Linked DNA regions of Mus musculus: region 2 is linked to region 1. The links are chromatin loops, found by intact Hi-C in ENCODE. Cell type or tissue: gastrocnemius. All regions are shown on one strand. Each heading gives the region's core, and the rest is flanking DNA. Links, peaks and the distances in the headings are about the cores only. Region 1 holds the start of Pxn (paxillin). Region 2 holds the start of Rplp0 (ribosomal protein, large, P0).

Region 1 (2,908 bases), core at 246-2,745:
GCCTCCAGGATGTTACACCAGCTCCCTGATCCCACAAGGAAACTGTAGCCAGTTTTAAAAATGACCAGTCTTAACTTGGTACCCTGTGTTGCCTGAGAGGTCCCTCAGTCTTATCTAGTGAATCTGCTCCTCAGAGCCAGGGACACGGATGGCACCAGCGGTCATACAAGCCACCCACAGTCCAGAGAGTGAAGACAAGGCTCCTACAGAGAAGGGACTTTATCCCACACACACCTCCTCAGCTGAGGGGCCCTCCGGGGAGGGGAAGACAGGGGCTCCTTCACGCTGGGATTCACTGGGCATTCCTAGAAGCCTTGAATCAACCCCCTTGGGTTTAAAATCCACTTCCAGGAGAGTCTTTCCTTTCCTCTGTCCTAACAGCAGACCAAGTGTGGGCTGAAAAGAATGGCCTCTGGGCTCCAATAACACGAGGACAGTTAAAACTCTGTTCTGGGTGTCCTGTCCTCTTTACCTGTGGGGTTTCCAGCAGCTCTGATGCTGGGGGTGGGGGACCTTGCCAGCCAGGACACGTTCAGAGATGGCCGTAGCCTGCGGCCCATTCCCCTTCTCATTCCTCTGGCATGTCACCAGGGTCTGGGAACGGTGGGTGAGAGGCGGGAGTCATAAGCCACCACCCCCCCAAACTTGCCTTTCTAAGTTTAAACTTGATCTTGTAATACAGGGTGACCAGACTTGAAACGGTGTGTGGTGGGGGTTGGGGGGGGGTGTATATGCAGTACCCCCGGGGACACTTGTCATTAGAATGGGGGTGTGGTCCTCACAAGCTTTTCTGTGGGCTGTGATAGGAAATGGGTGGGCTCTCTCGAAAGGGGCTATATCCCTGAAACGGGGTGGGGGGTCTGGGGGCAGTGTGCAAAGTGGAAGGTGGCCTGGAGGGAACAGAGGGGGGTCATAGAAGAAACAGCCTCTGAGACCGAGTCCCATAGGCAGACGCTCTGAGGTGGGGGTGGGGAAGCCAAGTGAGGGTCTCCTGCAAGCCAAGGAGGTCTGCCCCGGGAGCGGGGCGCCTCTCCCAGAGGTGGGTCCCTGAACACCCAGTACGGGATCGAGGTCCTCAGGCGCCGCAGCGAAGAGCGGCCAGCACAGCCCCGGGCCGTAGGCACCGCAGCCCAGCCGGGCGCTAGGGTGGGATCGGCGGCCGCCGGGCCCCGGCCGCTCCGCCCTCCGTCTCCCGCACTCACCGAGGTCGTCCATGGCTGGTCCTCAGACGCCAGTCCCCGGCTCGATGTCGCCCTCGCTGCCCGTCTCCGGGCTGCTCCTCGCCGCCCCGCAACTTTTCCGCGTCCAGCCTCGGCCCGGAACGGAACCCGCTGCCGCGCTGCCTCCTCCTCCACCACCGCCGCCGCCGCCGGCGCGCGCGCCCGCGACAGGATAGCCCCGCCCCCGCGTGCACGCTGGCCACGCCCCGCCTCCGACCCCCCACCCCCCCAGCACGCCCAATCCCGCAGGGGGCGAAAGCTGGGCGTGGTCGTGGCGCCCCCTGGCGGCTGGACAGGCTGGTGGCGTCTATAGGCCATGAACCTCTGCGTTCAGTCTGACCCGACCTTCTGGCAGACTAGTCACTCAAGAGAGTCGGTGGCAGATTTGTCACTCAAGAGAGTCGGATTTGTCCACCTGTCCCTGTAGGTCACCTCCCAGGAGGATTAAATCGGCTTGCCTGGAGCCTTTGGACTGATGGCAGTGCTAGTCATCCCAGAATAATATCCCAGATGTAGTTTTTGTGAAACAGGGTCTCTCTCTCTCTCTCTGTCTCTCTGTCTCTCTCTCTCAGGGTCTCTCTCTCTCTGTCTCTCTCTCTCTCTCTGTCTCTCTCTTTGGTTTTTCTTTTTTTTTTTTTTTAAAGTATTCATTTGAATTAATGTTGAAACAATTCATGGTTTTTTTTTTTAAAGATTTATTTATTTATTACATGTAAGTACACTGTAGCTGTCTTCAGAAGAGGGCGTCATATCTCGTTACAGATGGTTGCGAGCCACCATGTGGTTACTGGGATTTGAACTCTGGACCTTCGGAAGAGCAGTCGGGTGCTCTTACCCACTGAGCCATCTCACCAGCCCTCTCTTTGGTTTTTCGAGACAGGGTTTCTCTGTGTAGCCCTGGCTGTCCTGGAATTCACTCTATAGACCAGGCTGGCCTCAGAAATCCGCCTGCCTCTGCCTCCTGAGTGCTGGGATTAAAGGCATGCACCACCACTGCCCGGAGAAACAGGGTCTCTTTGTACCTCCAGCCAGGCTGGAACCTGAGACCTTTGTCCTGACTGGTAACATCAGCAGTGGCTGCGACCAACTCTGGCCCCAGATCCAGTACTTTAGAGCTTATGAAACCTTTCATTTTACCCCTTTCCCTGCTTCCCCCTTCCTAGAGACTGCCAAAATTCTGCACAAGGTAGATTTACCCCACATTACAGCAAAGCAAAAACTACCAAAACTTCATTCCCGGATCCTGGCAGATTTGCCCAGGGGACTCAGAAACTGGATGATAAAAGCCTGGTGTAGTAGCTCAGGACTATAATCTCAGCTAGTTGGGAGATGCAGGCAGGTCTTCAAATTCAAGATTACACTGGACTAGAGAAAGAGTAAGGACTAAACTGGGCAATTTATAGGAAGACCTGTCTCAAATTTTAAATTTTTTGAAAACTTTTAAAAATAAATACACACACACACACACACACAAACTGAGTGTGGTGGCACAAGACTATAATCCCAGAATTTAGTAGGCAGAGGCAAGTTTATCAGGAGTTCAAAGTTGTCCTTAACACCACACAGTCAGTTCAGTTCAAAGCCAGCCAGGGCTACATAAGACCCTGTCTCAAAACATACATACATACATACATACATACTTCAAGACCAGCCCAACAAGTAACATAGGACTTAAATCCCCACCCTTA
Region 2 (2,908 bases), core at 296-2,795, 53 kb before region 1:
ACCCGAAACCCTGCTACCTCTACCTCCCCATTGCTTCACCCTAGGTGTGACACTTCTCGCTAGGAGCCAGCCACCCGAGCCCAACGTCTGTCTTTATCTGATCCAGCTTCCTTGCTGGTTACGAGTATCACAAAATTACTGTCACAGCCAAAAATTAACTTTTAGCTGGGTGTGGTGCCACACCTGTAAAGACAGGTAAGGCTTAATTGCTAATCCGAGGCCAGCCAGAGCTATAGGGGGAAGACTTGCCTCAAGTAAATCTTAAGCTTTACTTTTTAAATAAGGCGTGCCTGGGTGACCAAAGTGACTCTGATCAGGGAAGAGACAGACTTAAAAAGCACAGAAAACAAATTATAGAGAGGTCGGGGGATCTTAGGTTGTGAAATATAAAAGGTACTACCAGACCCAAAAATCTTTGTCTCTGTCTCGGAAAAAAAAAAGAAAAGTTAACTAAAACAGACTGGTACCTACAAAGTCTGGTAGCTCTGGTTCAAAGCCACCTCAAAGGCCTTTTGTAATTAAGTCACTCAACAGCAGCCTGACTGGCAGGTCTCAGATGGGCAACAAGATGAATCACTCCAGTCTCAGCCCTTTGCACAAACGCGAAGGGCTCGACGAGATGAAAAACTGGGTGAGCGAGCTAGTTCTGGAACGCGGGGGGGGGGGGGGGAGATCCCAAGACTACAGAACTTCCCCAGGATGCCCAAACTCTGTTAAAGCGCGTGGCCAACGACCGCCCCGGGAAGACCCGGAGGCGGAAGCCGCGCGTCCCCGGCCCGCTCCACACTTACGATGATCTTGAGGAAGTAGTTGGACTTCCAGGTCGCCCTGTCTTCCCTGGGCATCACGGCGGTGCGTCAGGGATTGCCACGCGGGGTTTAAAGACGATGTCACTGGGGAGAGAGAGGGGGCAGCTTGAGCCCGGTAACCCCAACACCGGCCCCGATCCCAGGCCTAGGCCAAGCCGGCCACGCCAGAGCTGGGCCCCGGGCTGCGGCCGCCAGCAGCGCGGGCGATCCGACAAGCCAGGCGGTAGACCGGACGGGCAGAGCCCGGCCGCGATCCTTCCCGAGCCCATCGCTCCCACCCGCAACGTCCCCGCGCTCTTGCCGCCCTCCCACAACAAAACAACCCCCCAACCTCCAACGAGGACGCCTGGCGAGAGACGGGCCGCATGCCCGCGTGTGCCTTTTATAGGAGAACCAGGCGGTCCTCGAAACCCGAAGACGACGTCGTCCATGCCTATTGGCTGGTTCCATCGACTGTCCTGCCTCACTCAATAAACATGCGCGTCTATTGGCTGAGACCGCTGCCACTCCAGCAAGTCGGGAAAGTAAAGACAGCACCCGGCCGCAGGAGGCGCGCTTTCAGACCTGCTGCCCTCTGCTGGGTCGGAGCCGCCCTGCAGCGTCACCGAGTCAGTACAGCAAAACAACTTTCTGCGAAACCCTAGCTGATGCTCTAGTCTCCTCTTGTTCTTCCATTCTTTTTTCTTTCTTTTAATTTATTTATTTTTTATTTTTTTAGGTTTTTCTGTATATCCTGGCTGTCCTGGAACTCACTTTGTAGACCAGGCTGGCCTCAAACTCAGAAATCTGCCTGCCTCTGCCTCCCAAGTGCTGGGATTAAAGGCGTGCGCCACCACTGCCCGTTTTGTTCTTCCTTTCAAAACCTACATCTTCACCCGCACAAAGTTAATCAAAGATTGCCGTTTTCTCTGAGTAAACGCCTAAAACGTAGACTATTCTCAAGGTCCCACACGACTGTTTCCACTGTCGCAATCTGTTTTCTTGCTTTCCTACTGATGTGTTTGCCTCTCGCCTGATCCCTTTGCCCTTTTATCCCCTTCAAGAGTATGCCTTTTTTTTTTTTTGGTTTTGGTTTTGGTTTTTCGAGACAGGGTTTCTCTGTATAGCCCTGGATGTCCTGGAACTCACTTTGTAGACCAGGCTGGCCTTGAACTCAGAAATCCGCCTGCCTCTGCCTCCCAAGTGCTGGGATTAAAGGTGTGCGCCACCACCACCGGCTTCACAGCTTTTTGAATGGTGCTGGCCAGCTTCGGTCAGAGAAACTCACCTCCCCCACATCTTGCTGCAAATGCTATCTACTCAAGGAGACCTGCCCTGATTCTTGATTTCAAATTTTAAGGGCGGGGGCAAAACCAAACCTACTCTCCCTTACTCTCCCACCTTCTCCTGCAGCACTTACACCATCTAACTCGCTGTATAATTCACCACATTCTGCTTGTCAGCCTCTCCCTGCAGGAAGGTAAGCTCCACAGGGCAGAGATTTTATTCTGTGCCTGCCAGACAGTGGGCAGATAAGTATTTGTTGAGCAGGCAAAACGCAGGGCATGCGGCCAGATGAGACCCGGATCCATAACTTTGTTCTGCCGCTTGCTGTGTTGTCTTAAAAAGCACTTCCACTTTATTGACCGTTTGCTTTCCCTTCCAGGGATACGGGAGAAAATCGATACATAAAACTAGCTTCTTCACATATATATATATATATATATATATATATATATAATATATATATATATATATAATATATATATATATATATACACATTATATATATACACACACAGTCGTTCAACATTATTTGGATAATTGTTTTACTGAGACAGTCTCACTCCTGCCTTGTTTTTAATTGCTGAGCCATCTTCCCAGACCCATGAATAAATAAATATCCATATATAAATAAGTGTGTATATATGGGGGAAGATATTGAACCTAGGGCCTTGTTCATGCTAAACAAGCAGTCTGTTGTTTTAAAGCTTCCTGGTGCCTTTGAAGATCAGTCCAGTTTGAGAACTGCAGGCATCAGTGGCTGCTGAGGTCGCTCTTTAATGACAAGGATTCCCCATGCTCAGCACTAAGTGCTGGTGCATGTTCCTGAAGCTACC

The links. Hi-C counts contacts between places; a loop is a spot of excess contacts. Peaks named below come from ENCODE experiments on the same cell type or tissue, not always from the same donor. Only the 100,000 strongest peaks of a DNase experiment are listed, where the experiment ranks them.
Region 2: it touches region 1 in a loop (5-fold over the local background); 27 of 42 quality-filtered maps call a loop at or near these places.

Annotation. Positions count from the first base shown.
Region 1 is chr5:115,505,163-115,508,070 of GRCm38, reverse strand. Pxn (paxillin) reads right to left here and starts at 1,395. Exons shown (of 12, transcript NM_133915.3): 1 at 1,203-1,395. The coding sequence starts at 1,215. In gastrocnemius, for the core only: a CTCF peak has its summit at 1,506 (motif pointing left); DNase peaks (open chromatin) are centred at 628 and 1,446; H3K4me3 peaks cover 1,244 bases; H3K27ac peaks cover 2,000 bases.
Region 2 is chr5:115,557,772-115,560,679 of GRCm38, reverse strand. It overlaps Rplp0 (ribosomal protein, large, P0), which reads right to left and starts at 1,213. Exons shown (of 7, transcript NM_007475.5): 1 at 1,141-1,213; 2 at 792-893. The coding sequence starts at 845. In gastrocnemius, for the core only: a CTCF peak has its summit at 1,380 (motif pointing left); DNase peaks (open chromatin) are centred at 1,292 and 2,295; H3K4me3 peaks cover 985 bases; H3K27ac peaks cover 978 bases.